Linked DNA regions of Mus musculus: region 1 is linked to region 2. The links are chromatin contacts, found by POLR2A ChIA-PET in ENCODE. All regions are on one chromosome and are shown on one strand. Each heading gives the region's core, a stretch centred on a gene start or an enhancer-like site at or near the end of the contact. The rest is flanking DNA. Distances are from core to core; before and after follow the strand shown.

Region 1 (6,509 bases), core at 3,631-6,130, 34 kb before region 2:
GTAAGTGAGGCCCGTTCTAAAGAGGCTGAGAGATCAGGCTGGAACGGCTAAATTGTCCAATGCTATGGAAGAGCTAGATATTTGCGTTTAAAATAACATTTCTTACCACATTTTATGCTTTTGTGTCTATGTGCTACAACACACACGGAGGTCATGTGTGGGAGTCTTCTGCCCTGGTCCTGGTGCTCAAACTCAGGTAGTGGTAGTTGGCAGCAAGCATCTGTACCTGCTGATCCCTTCGCTTCCTTCCTGTTGTGTGGCCTAAGATGGAGTGCAGTTCCACATCCTCTGGCCCTAAGGATCTGGGGTTGGTTCCTGGCACGTAACGTGGTTGCCCACAGCCACCTGGAACTCCAGTTCCAGAGGATCTGACATCTTCTTCTGGTACCTATGGACGCTACACATTCTCATGATCCAGACACAGGAAGGTAAAGCACTCTATACATTACACACATTACACATGGGGAGGTAAAGCACTCTATACATGACAAAATCAAGTAAGTCTGAAAAATGGATAAAGTGCACACAGTGGAAAATTCACTTTATGCAGTGCACTATACATGGGAAGAATGACTGACCCTGCAGTGGTACACAAGGAGTATGTGTGAGAGAGAAAGGGCAGCAGCTTGCCTAGGGACCTCATTTTACTCAGAAGTCTCTGGGAAAGCTCCATGCCTCCATCCCCACCCCATCACACCTAGAATGATTTCCCAGACTTGTGTGATCAGTTGATACACTGACAGGACGTTTTCAGGCCCTTCGGCCATCATCGCTAAGTTTTCCGGTTAATACCAGCTGGTACCACAAATGTCAGGTTCCTCTGACCGATGGCTTCATTTTTATTGGTTGAAACTTGCTTCTTGTAATACAAAGTCCCCCAGAACAGACCTTAGTTCCACAGAATCTGGCCTTTGGTGTTTCTCATGCTTAAAACACCATGGAAATGATTAACTCCGAGAGCCTGGGATGAAACCTTGGCAGTTAGCCAGAGCTGCTTTTTCCCACTGTTGTGTTTAGAACATTAGAGCCAGAATTTAATTAATTTTTTGATTAAGCAAAATCATTACAGATGATATTTAGGTAGGCTATGAAGTAAGAAACGCTAGATTTTGAAACTTGCCCTACTTGAGTTCTGAAAGTTCAAGGGCTTAACACCAAGGGATCGAAATGGCCAGCTTCAGATTCTGATCTGTCCCCAAATGATCATTGACCCTAAAGCCTTCATCACAAGAAGGCTGGTTCATTGGGTCTTTGGAATTTCAGAATAATTGAAGGTGAGATAAAATGGCTGTCCTGGCCTGAATCTAGGTCCTGTTTGACAAACTCTGTGCTTTATCTGCTGAGGGGAATGGAAGCTATCAGAGTGACTTCTAGCATGTCAGTTTGGCACCTCACTAAAGTGCTATTCAAAGCTCAGAATCAGCCTAGGAGAAAAATGAGACCAGCTAGTGGCTGCCAGAGGAAAAGAGGTGAGGCTGTCCTCATGTGCTGATAAAGGTTGGCCTGCATTTTGTCCATGCCTGTTGCTTGCTTTCTCAAAGGCTACAAGTCTTTTTCCTTTATGCACTTGCCAAATAAAATCTTATTTTTCTTTAAGTGACACCGGAAAATGCGTCTTGAGTCTCTTCCTTCAGTAATTGTCTTCAGCATCATGTTGAAGGAGGCCATTGCAGATATGTCCCTCTGTTCCTGTCCAATTCCCTGAGCCACCATTAGGCAGGTAACGTTGTTCCTCAAGGTAAAATATATTTAGTGATAATGCCCACCTATGGGGATTATGGACCAAGGAGAGAATGGTAAGTTCAAGTGTTTAGCGTGGTATACTTCATGGTTTTCTAGGTCCTCATTTCTCAATGGCTCAGTAGTTAAGAGCACTGACTGCTCTTCTGAAGGTCCTGAGTTCAAATCCCAGCAACCACATGGTGGCTCACAAACTTCCATAATAAAATCTGATGTCCTCTTCTGGGTTTCTGAAGACAGCTACAATGTACTTACATATAATGAATGAATGAATCTTTGGGCCTGAGCAGGACCAGAGCAGGACAGGAGTGAGAGGGGCCAGAGCGAGCAGAAAAAGTACCTGAAGACAGCTACAGTGTACTTACATATAATAAATAAATAAATCTTTAAAAAAAAAAGACAAAGCAAAGAAAGAGATAGGTACAGTCAGGTAGGACTGGTCAGCTATAGTTATATCTATAAACAAAGAGCAAACTGGACTAAGGCTACATGAACGTGTTACTCAGATGCCTATTAATTAACAAGTTATATTCCAGATCCCTGACTTGGCAAATCCCTCCTATGCCCAATGGTCTGTCTGCTGCACAAAGTGTCTATACAAAAGGAAAGTTGGATCTGGTCTTTGCCGTTGTCTGTAATTCCGAAGCTCATCCTCTTTAACCTACCTCCCAATGAAAGTGCCTCTTATGGGGCTGGCCTTGTAATTCCCTGGCAGAGTGCTTACCGGGCATGTCCAAGGCCCTTAGTTTGATCCTCAGCATCTCAATTAAAGGAGAAGTTACTTAGGAGCATAGCAATTTAGCAAAGAGCAGGAAAGCAGGGGCAGCATCTTGGTTGGTGAGATCTTGGCCAGCCGGTGAACTGTTCTCTGAGCTGATTTGAGTTTGGTTTAGTTCAGCCTCATGATTTAAATGTATCCTTTTTGCTGTGATTACAGGTCCAGGATCTCCGTTCTAACTTCATCAGCTCCCACATTTAAAGGTTAAGATGTTGTTCAAGGGGACAATTAGGGTTTGGGAGAAAGGACTCACAGGGTACAGGGCTTTCCTAGCTCAGCAGTTCATGTGTTATGGTTTGGGGCTCTGAGCTTCTCCAGCATCATCAGGGTCAGTGAGTCAGCAGTATTTTCAACATTACTAGTAGTAGTAGTAGTAGTAGTAGTAGTCCCCTCCTCTTCCTCTTCCTCCTTCTTCATTCCTAGTATCACATGAGTGTACTATAGAATTTTCAAGAGACTTCATGGTATATAGCTTCTTTTGAGTTCTCTGTCTTTTTTAGGAGTGAGAACTTTGAGAGTGAATTCTCTAGGAGAGAAGCCAGGTCCCACAGTAACTACCTGTCTTTGTCTTTGAAGAACATGACTCACCCTTCTCCAACCCCTCTGAAGACAGCCCAGCAAGAACTGAGCACAAATTACTCTAAGAACAGCTTAAATGACCTTCCAAGAAGCTGCCATGCACGTCACATCTTCCACATAGCCTTTGAAACATCATGTGGTGCATGGACAAGTCTCATAGCTGGAATCAGTCTAATGTCAGACTCCCACAAGTGTTCCACATGTCAAGGAAGGTTTCTCAACATGGAAGCCTTCACTCGAGGGGACAATGGTCTGGGACCCTCTGTGTCCTTAATGTCTTCTCTTTAGGAGATGGCTGTATTACAAAGCCAGTTAGAAGGGCCAGGCTCTTGCAGTCTGAAGCACCCACTTCGCTCTTCCCTGCTGAGGTTTGACTTCTTGGTGCTATGGCTTCTGATTACTATACTTCGCAGCTAGCAATTTCAGGCACCTCCTAGGTGCTCAGGAGTGCTTAATGCCCATGATCTAGTTTGATCTGGAGCACAGTGGTGGGAGGAACTAGTTGTTTTGGGTCATTATTCCCAGTGGGCATGTAGGAAACTAGGACTCTTAAGTGTCTGCAAGGTGCCCTGGGGCAGCTGTGGGATGAGGTAGGCTCAGGACTTACTGTTTTTGTTGCTGCTATGGTATTGGATATTTGACTTTATTGTGCCTTTGGTGACGGGAAACATGGATGGAGTCTGAGAAATTATGAGGCTGAGCAAAAGGTCCGTAGGGAGAAACAGGCAGGAGGGAGGTGGCTGAGAACATTAACTTCAGGCTGTCAAATTCAATGATTTAAAATCTGGTCCCACCGCTTGTTAGATCTATGACTTTGACTGAGTTCACCAGCCCATTTATGGCTTGAAAAGCAAGTGAAAATATGTATAGATGACATAGAACCCAGGCTGGGCTGTTAAGGTCGTATAGTGTGATGTACGCATAGACCCTTGACTTGCCTTAAATCCAGTCCCAACTTGGAATGTCTCTGCTTTGCCACATCTCAGTTCCTCCAGTGAGTTAATAAGACATTGGAGGTTAAGACCATGGCATTTTTGGAAAGACACACTTTGAGCCCATCTTCCCCCTCCCTGCCAAATGTACCACTTATTTTTACAAATAATTAGATGACTCTCAAGAAAGAATTTGTCACCCGGGCAGTGGTGGCGCATGCCTTTAGTCCCAGCACTTGGGAGGCAGAGGCAGAGGCAGAGGCAGGCAGATTTCTGAGTTCGAGGCCAGCCTGATTTACAGAGTGAGTTCCAGGACAGCCAGGGCTACACAGAGAAACCCTGTCTCAAAAAAACAAAAAAAGAAAGAAAGAAAGATAAATGCTGGAAATAATGGCAACCACAGCATACATTGTCAGCTCATTTGTGTTCAAGTGCGTGAACTGAGTGAAACTGACAGAAGGGGCTGAAATCCATTCTGAAGAGCAAGGGGAAGAGTGTATTCACTGGGCTCATTCGAAGTCTGCAAAAGTGTACAGTTCAGTTGCCTGGTCTTTGTGAAACAAGGCTGACCTTTCCTATTCTCTTACCTCCGCTGCTGGGCTCAAAATGGAACATTGTTCCTTAAGAAATAGTTTGGGGCCCTTTGCTTCTGTTCCAAAACAGTTGTAAAGAGTTGAGTGATAGTGGTAGAAAGCCACCATCAGGGCAGTCACAATCACGTGTATAATCGTATTAGCGAAGGCCTTCGCTTCGGGACATATAAGGGAAGGCAAAGACTGGAACCCAGTGGCCATTGTTTGTGGTCTCTGAGCTTTTAGCAGTGTTTGTGGGCGGCAACATTTGCACTTCCTCCTGTGGCCACATTTCAGCTGTAAGGTGGCTGCCAAAAGTACTTTTATGTGTAACGTTCTCCCTCTAGTGGCCAGATGGGCTTTGTAGTTATTTATTTTATTGTTTTCTTACTGTTTTTTTAATAAATCGTCTGCAAATTTGAAGAACCTTTCATTTAGGGGTGCTGTGGATTTAGGGTTGCTAAGAGGAAGAAGCTAAATGAGATGGGGTACATCTTCTCTTGGGTCAATGTTCAGGTGTTTGTTTTTATTTGTTTATTTGTTTTTAGTTTATGTGTGTGAGTGTCTTGCCTACATGGGTGTGTGTACATCACCAGTGTGTTTGGTGCCCACCAAGGTCAAATCCCTTGGAACTGGAGCTCCAGGACAGTTGTGAGCACTTTGTGGGTTCGGGGAACCAGACTTGGGTCCACTTCTGGAACAGCTAGTGCTCTTGTCTGCTGAGCCATCCTCTCTCCTGCTCCAGCTGCTAGCTTTGTGAAGAATAGGCAGAAAGAGAGCTTTGAAATGATTCCTCATCTTTTCATTTGGAGTTTTGGAAACATTATTTTTCTAGCATCCCTTATTAAAGAAACTTGTCTTTGCAGTGGGTGGATACCATTATGGAGAATCACGACCAGTCAGAATGCAGAGCTGGGGAGCCTAGTCTCAGAGTCTGAATTTACTGAACATCCCCAAACCTAAGGCTCAGAGAACATGGCAGGAGAGGGGGCAGAAGGGTCACAATAGATACGAGAGTAGAGGGTTTGCTGGGAAACTGTGTCTTCCCATGTCAGAAGCTACACCCATAAAGTCTCACCAGCATGACTGCATAGTAATGTGAGGTGAGCAACGGACATTCCAAAGTGCACAGGGAAAGCCCACGGGGCCTCAGCTCTACAGGAAGAATATTGGAATGCTGAGAGCGGGAGAAATGCTCTTCCCCAGAGAAGAGCACACCAACTGCTTATCCAATACCAAAGGTCCCTGAAAACATACATACAAGTAGCATTATAGAGTCTGAGCAGGTTATATTTAGGGAAATAAACATATATGCATATATGCATGGAACAACAATTAATGAAAAATAGAGGCTATGTATTTGAAAAAGAACAAGTAGAGGAATATGGGAGGGAGAAAAGGAGAGAAATGATGTGATTATATTGTAATCTTAAGAAAGTATTATTAATAGCTATCAAGTTTCCCCCAGAAAAATCTGTATTTTAAAAATGTATCATATGTAATCAATACCTGGGGTAAAACTAGCAACTCAAAGGAGTAAGTAGAGGTTGAGGCAGGGAGACTGTTGATTTGAGGCTAGCCTTAGCTATGTAGAGAGACTTTTACAAACAAACAATACAACATAAAATGTTGCCCCACCCCCACCCCTGCTCTCTCTCTGGTGCTTCTCTTTTATTCTGTAAGTTCTGATCTTTCAAACCCATGGCAGTAGGTTATCATTGTCAATAGCCTCTTTCCAGATTATTCTATGCATTTATAAACAGTACTACATATGTATGCTAGTTTGGACAGAATCAGCTGATACACACAATTATGTCTGTGCTCATACATAGAAATGATGTGGATAGTATAAAACCTTGCTTTTATAAAACAAGATGGAGCTGGGTTATATAATTTGGTGAAAAAACA
Region 2 (6,510 bases), core at 2,193-4,692:
CCCAAAATGCCAATATTCTATAAACTCCTCCCTATTGTAAAACTTTTGTAAATTTGTCCATTTTGCCACACCTTGGTAGAGATGGTAGAGATTCTTGGAACTCTCCATAGCAGCCTTCCCCTGCTATAGCACCCATTAGGAACTAGCCAATCATGTCAGATTGTGAGGTTGAACTGTCACCAATGGAGTGAGACTTAGCTACTTGTACTCCCACCTTGGAGTGATTGCTCGACTAGTGTGGGCCACTGTGCACCCTTTTGCCAAAGTAAAACTGCCTGGCTGAGTGACCTCTGCTTTGTTTAGTATCTCATTTTACAACCCCAGGAATATCCTTCTCCAATAGTTTTATTCTCAAGACTTTCATGTATGCCCTCAATGGTTGGCCTAAGAATCAATCACGTGGCTCTTCTTCTCCCCTTCTCCCTCCTCTTAAAAAATAGACCAGGACTTAATTTGGAAACTATGATTAGTACATCAAATCCCCTGAGTTTATGGACACTAATGACTGTAAGGAGTTTAAAGAAGATACTTATAGAGAATCTTTCAACTTCTTGATGCTGCAGGAGAGCAAACCCAGGAACTTGAGCATAAAGCACTTTGTCATTGAATTACTTTCTTAGGAACTAGCTTTGGAGACGGGGTCTTGCTATGAAGACTAGCTTGGCTCCTACATTCACGATTCTCCTGTTTCCACATCTAGTGTTGAGATTATAGGCAAGTGTCTAGCTAATTAAGTTATTCTTAGTTATTTTTTTGCACATAAAATAAAGTAGGCTAAATTAAGAGATTGCATTAGACCAACTGTTTTTATAGATAGGCCTTAGAGAAGATGGCAAAGAAACACACACACACACACACACACACACACACACACACACACACTTTTATTCAGTAGCACAACGAGCTAAAATTGAGTGTAGGATCATCACACTGTTAGTGCTTTGAGGGCAGGGGGCATGTTTTCTTATTCTCTGTATTCCAACTCATCACTTGGCATACTTTTAGTTCTTAATGAGTATTTATTGGAGTTACTTAAGAATGGAGCAATATTTTTCTTTCATGTTAGATACTTCTAGCTTAAAAAAAAAGCAACTGGATGCTGTCTTCTTCAATCAAATGATGTCATCTTCTAGGCCTCGTCTAATACAGTGCCTGGTATATTATAGTCACTCGACTATTTGATGAATAAAGAAAAAAAATAGGTGGTCTTCGCAGACATCCTGGAATGTTTGATCTTGACCAAGCCTTAAGAGCTCATTGGTACATGGAGTATTATCTACTTGTGTTATTAATAAACTGTCAATGCAAATGCAGATGTGTGTTGCTGGCTATGAGTCATAGATGAGAGGGCGCTATTTCTCACATTGAAATCCTGCTTCACCTTTTGAAATCTGCTATAGAATGTATTATCCCATTTTCTGCTCATAAAATCCTAGAAGGAAGAAAGAGCAGCCCTAATTTGTTCTTATTCTGGATGGGGGAAAGCTATACAATTTTAAAGTTATTTTCACTTCGAAAACAACAAACTCTGTGGAGTAGGTAAGATGCTGAAGTCATACTCTTAAGTCTGACATCCGAGGGGGCACCCCTCTGCCAGCATCTTTGGTCTTTCCCTATTCCATAAGCAACTTAGGCCATGGTCTGAGGGGTTGAAGGGTGGAGTAGGGCTTTGAGGTAGCAGCCATTTATTGAGTTCCTACAGAGCACTAGGAACAGTAATTCCCAAGCAGCTGAGAAGAGGGTCTATGACTTAAACTCTAGGGCTTCTGAGGATCTGAAGAAGTTAATTTATGTGTGTCCAAGATCTCTCAGCATGGCGGAGACCTCAGCTAAGTTTGACTCCAGGGGCTGAGATTCATAACCAAGCCTTTCTTACATGTCAGATAGCCGAGACCAGACATGGAGATGGTTTTCTCTGATCCCTCAGTAAGTTCTGAGTACAAGCCAGACAGGGGGAAAAAGCTTTCTGAAAAGTCACGCCTCTGCCACACACATGTTAGGGAACTGCTATTTTACAGACAGTATAAGGTAAGAATCCTTGTTAAGGTCTTATTACAGGTTCAAAGAAAAATATTAAATTCTGTCCATTTAAGAACTTTTCTTTCAGACCAACAGCTTATTTCCCCCTCGAGAGAGAAAGAACATGAAATTGGGTAGATTGCGAGGTGGGCAAGGATCTGTGAGGATTTGGGGGAGGGAAAAAGGATGACAAACATATTGTATGGGATTCTCAAAGAGTAAATAATAGTAAGACGTCAAGAAGACTGCAGTTCCAGTAAACAACCTTGATGAAACTCATTGGCTCTCTGTCTCCTACACACACACACACACACACACACACACACACACACTCACCACAGCGAGATGAAAGATAAAAGGGGCACTAGCCAGGAAGGTGAAGGATTACTGGGAGAGGGTGAGGGACCAGAGAGGGTGGTGGTGCATATCATCAAAACACCTTCTGTGCATATGTGGAAAAATGTCATCACAAAACTCATTATTATGTATAATCAACATTTGCTAATGAACATTTTAAAAATGCCATAGTTAAACTAGATACCCCGTGTGCTAATAAAAAAAAAATAAAAATATCGGGGGTGGGGTGGGGTGTGTGTGTGTGTGTGGGGGGGAAGAAGCCTGTTGTTACAGCCAATTTGACAATTACTACCACGTGGGGGAGCTATGTGTCTCTCTTTCTTGGCTTCTAGGAAAGAGCTCTAGCGCCCCCGGGGGCAGTGAGTAGCCCTGGAATTCTGCTCTGCAGCGAAGTGTGAAACAATCCCCTTCCTACTCACCCCCCCCCCCCCCAGCTTCCTACTCCCCCCAGCTCTTTAGACCTGGCTCTACATGGGCATTGGCCTCAACTACTCAAGATATAAGCAGCTCTCTGGTTCCTTCCATGGAGGCTGTCCGCAGGCCTCTATCTCCGCCCCAACATGGAAGGGTGCAGGCTCCCCTTGGTGAGAATTAAGAGGAGTCTTGTAGTCAGCCCCTGTGGGGCTACAGGACATCCCTCCAACCCAGTCTAGAACAGCGCTGGCCCCGCCTGGGGAGAGAAGGGAAATAGACAGGCCCTTTAGCACCGCCCCTAAGATCGGTGAGCTGCTTTCTAGCTCCGCCCCCATATAAAGGGCACTGGCCCCGCCCCCGGGGGAAAGGGACAGCCCTCTAGCGCCGCCCTCTGGCTCCGCCCCCAAAGAAAAGGGCACCACCCCCAGCCCTTTCAGCCACTTAGCCCTGCCTCTACCTGGAAAGGTTTAGGCCTGGGCTCCGCCCCCAAAGGCCACAAGCTCACAGGCAAGTTCTCCAGGCCGCACGCTACATCTTGTTGTTCTGTCGGGGCTACAGATTCCTCCTCAGATGCTGCTATCTCGAGAGAAAGCTTCTCCACACCTTCCGCAGACATTTATGGTCTCGCTTCGACTACTCGCCTGACCATTTTGGGCCTCCGGGAGGATGCTGGGAGTTGTGGATTCTGCGGCCCTACTTCCTCATGGGAGTTGTAGTTTTCCGTCCCAACAGGCTGCAGGTGAGGGAGATACCTCCCTCAGCGTCGTTGGGGTGCTTTTCCTCTGGATCCCACTGTTTTAAACTAGATACATAGCTGATAATTTCAGAACCACAAAAGGTACAAAATTTGGAGAACTTGAAATGTTTTCGTTTTTTTCTGGGGAACCTTGTGAAGCCTGGTTGTTTGTTCAGCCTTTGAGGGTTTAGTAGGTGTTTGGAAATGTATCGTCTAAGCTGAGGGAGAAAATACAGTCCAGAGAATATAAAGATCTAGAACCCGCGGAGAAGTTGGGTGACTGGCACAGAATTTGTTTTTGATAAGGTCCTCTCCTTGTAAGCTCACCTTGTCCCATTATACAAAACAACAAAAACCTGTTTTGAGTAGAGTCACTCACTGATCACGCCAGAGTTTCTGTATCTGGTGGAAAATGTTAACATTGCCAAATCTCCCCATTTTGCTTGTCTTGCTTCTTTTTCTTATTCTCCCTCTATCCCCTCCTCCTCCTTCTTCTCCTCCTCCCCCTCCTTCTCCTCTTCCTCCTCCTCCTCTTCTTCTAATTTTCTATCTTCACTGCTTTCTGTGATAATAGGGTCCCACAGGGCATCCACTCTTGTTGACCAAAAGTTTGGAGGCTAAAGGGGGACACTGAAATAGATTGTCCTTATAAGAGATTCATTAGAAGATACATTGATGACACAGGCAAACAGACAGACAGGCAGACAAAGGGCCTTCACGGCAGAGCAGGCATTTCTTCTTAGAGGTTTCAGAGGAAGAAGGGAGTAGTTGATGAGTAGCTTGCAGGTAGGCTGTTCCTGAGTTATCTATGAAAGTCACCAAATTACTCTAGCTTCTGGAATTGTTACAGATCCATACAAACGGGGCAGCTTTACAAAATGCAGGATCTTAGGTTTTTCATCTTTGTGTTTTAGAGAAAAAAATTACAAATGTATGTGTGCATAAATAAATATATTCTATATACTTAGGTGTGTGTGTGTGTGTGTGTGTGTGTGTGTGTGTGTGTGTGTGTGTATTTAGCTAGATTTGTTTCAAGACAGGTTATTAGTATGAAACCCAGTGTGGTTTTGAACTCTCCATCCTCTTGATTATTAGGACTACTTGCATGAACCACTGCATCTAAATGTCTTAATTGGCTTTATTTTCAATTCTAGAAAAAGGACAACATTTCACCCTGTAAGGTAGAATAAGCATTCTGATTTTCTGAGCGTAGCATTGGTTGTATAGGAAGAGAAGAGATGGAAAAGCAGAAGCAATAAACAAAAGAAGAATGGTCCTTTCATAGTTACTCTATCCCTGTAAGGCATGGGCAGGAATACAGAACAGTAGGAAAATAAATCATTGCTTAGCACCAGAGTAATGTTTGTGTGCTAAGATTAAGGCAGAGGAATTTTATTATCCTGGGATATTTGTCTGTTATCTCTTTAGTTCTTTATTTCTGCAAAAGGTTACATAGACAGGTTAGTTTCAGCTTGGTGACAAGTGACTCTATCTTGATTTATCGTCTGTCATGGGGTTTTGTTGCAGCAATAGAAACATTAACTAGACAACCAGGATCCAGAAGTTATCATTATTTTGAGATAGGATCTTGATATTTTGCCAAGGCCTGTACTCGATGTGTAGGTTTAACGGATCCTCCTCCTTCAGCCTTTGGCATAGCCAGGTCAGGTGCATGACCTTCCCCTGCCAATATGGTTTCAGACATAAAGGACTAGGATGGCAGTCTCCAGCCCTTAGCTTCTTCTCTACTTCAGTTATGAATATAGGATGCTTTTACTTTCTGACTTATAGGATCCTTAAGCTTAAAATGACTAGAACTAATTGACTCCTCGACAAACTTTTATTGGTAATCTAACAGAGCATCCAAGCAGCAAGCAGAGAGCGTCCTTACCTCCCACCCATCCCCCCGGCCGGCATAATAAGGAGATAGTTGTGCTCAAGTCTTGGTTCTATCTTCATAGTAGTTTTCATTTTTATCACCTCTTACTTAGTTCTAGTTTTAAGCAGCAATAGAAATAATTAGAAACCTGTCTTCAAACTGTAGCAATGACAGTAAGAACAATTGGGGATATAGAGAATAGCATAGTTTAAAAAGATGACTTTAATAGACCAGGGAAGAAATGAGACCCTAGAATTTTATAATTAGGTTTTACATTGTAGCCATAACATGGTCATTGGAACACCCATCATGGGTTTTAGTTTTTTTTTTTTTTTTTTTTTTTTGTTGTTGTTGTTGTTGTTTTAGAGTCATCTAAGTGATCAGGATCAAAGTGCAATCTCTGGCCACACTTGACATCAGGCTCAAAGCAATTTATAGGACAAGTGCCATAGCCACTAACAGAGATGTCACATGTGCCCTTTCCTATGGGAGCAGGGCTTGAAGCTATACCTTCAGTAGGTCACAGAGTTGTCTGTGATCTTTTTCATCTTCTTAGAGGATGATTCAAATGTAGGACAAGGATTCTTGTTAATCTATTGAGATGTCTTTAAGACAGGAGGATAGTCTCCAAGTTTGAGGCTAACCTGGGCTACAATATAAAACCTAGTTATTAAAAAAAACGATAGCAACAAAAAGAAGATTAAAAAAGTAATATCAATTAGATAGAAAATCATGTCTTTTAGCAATTAAAATTTTATGTTATAATGTATGGCATGTGGGTCACAAAGAAAAATACAGCAAGCAATTAAAATGGTTTGAGAATTGTATTTTACAAAATCATGATGGTGTTTTTGTGCCCTTGTGGATATTAAATGTTTTCAGCAGAGTAAACCATCTTATCTATTGTCCCATTTTATCCTTTCAGTTTTGTATAATGAAATACATTACTTCTTTTGTTGATAAGACAACAAAAAACATAAAGATTAATTGCAGTTAGCAAATTAGCTATAATATTTGGGATTGAATACTAGATAGTGTGTGTAATAATGATATACTATGATATAAAGGTGAAGAGGTAAAAGGAAATTATTAATTTATTTAGCCT

What was found. ChIA-PET counts read pairs that join two places held with the same protein, here RNA polymerase II (POLR2A).
Region 1: POLR2A ChIA-PET joins it to region 2 with 21 read pairs in Patski. The contact joins the enhancer-like site here to the promoter of Setmar in region 2. POLR2A ChIA-PET finds 5 or more read pairs at or near these places in 3 of 5 experiments (Patski and embryonic stem cell).

The regions. Positions count from the first base shown.
Region 1 is chr6:108,097,047-108,103,555 of GRCm38, reverse strand. No RefSeq gene overlaps it. Among named protein-coding and RNA genes, the nearest start is that of Setmar, 35 kb to the right of the region's middle. Within about 2 kb of position 4,880, at least 1 of the 3 ENCODE cell types and tissues checked has a DNase peak (open chromatin) inside an H3K27ac peak, as active enhancers do.
Region 2 is chr6:108,061,977-108,068,486 of GRCm38, reverse strand. It overlaps Setmar (SET domain without mariner transposase fusion), which reads right to left and starts at 3,442. Exons shown (of 2, transcript NM_178391.4): 1 at 3,248-3,442. The coding sequence starts at 3,406.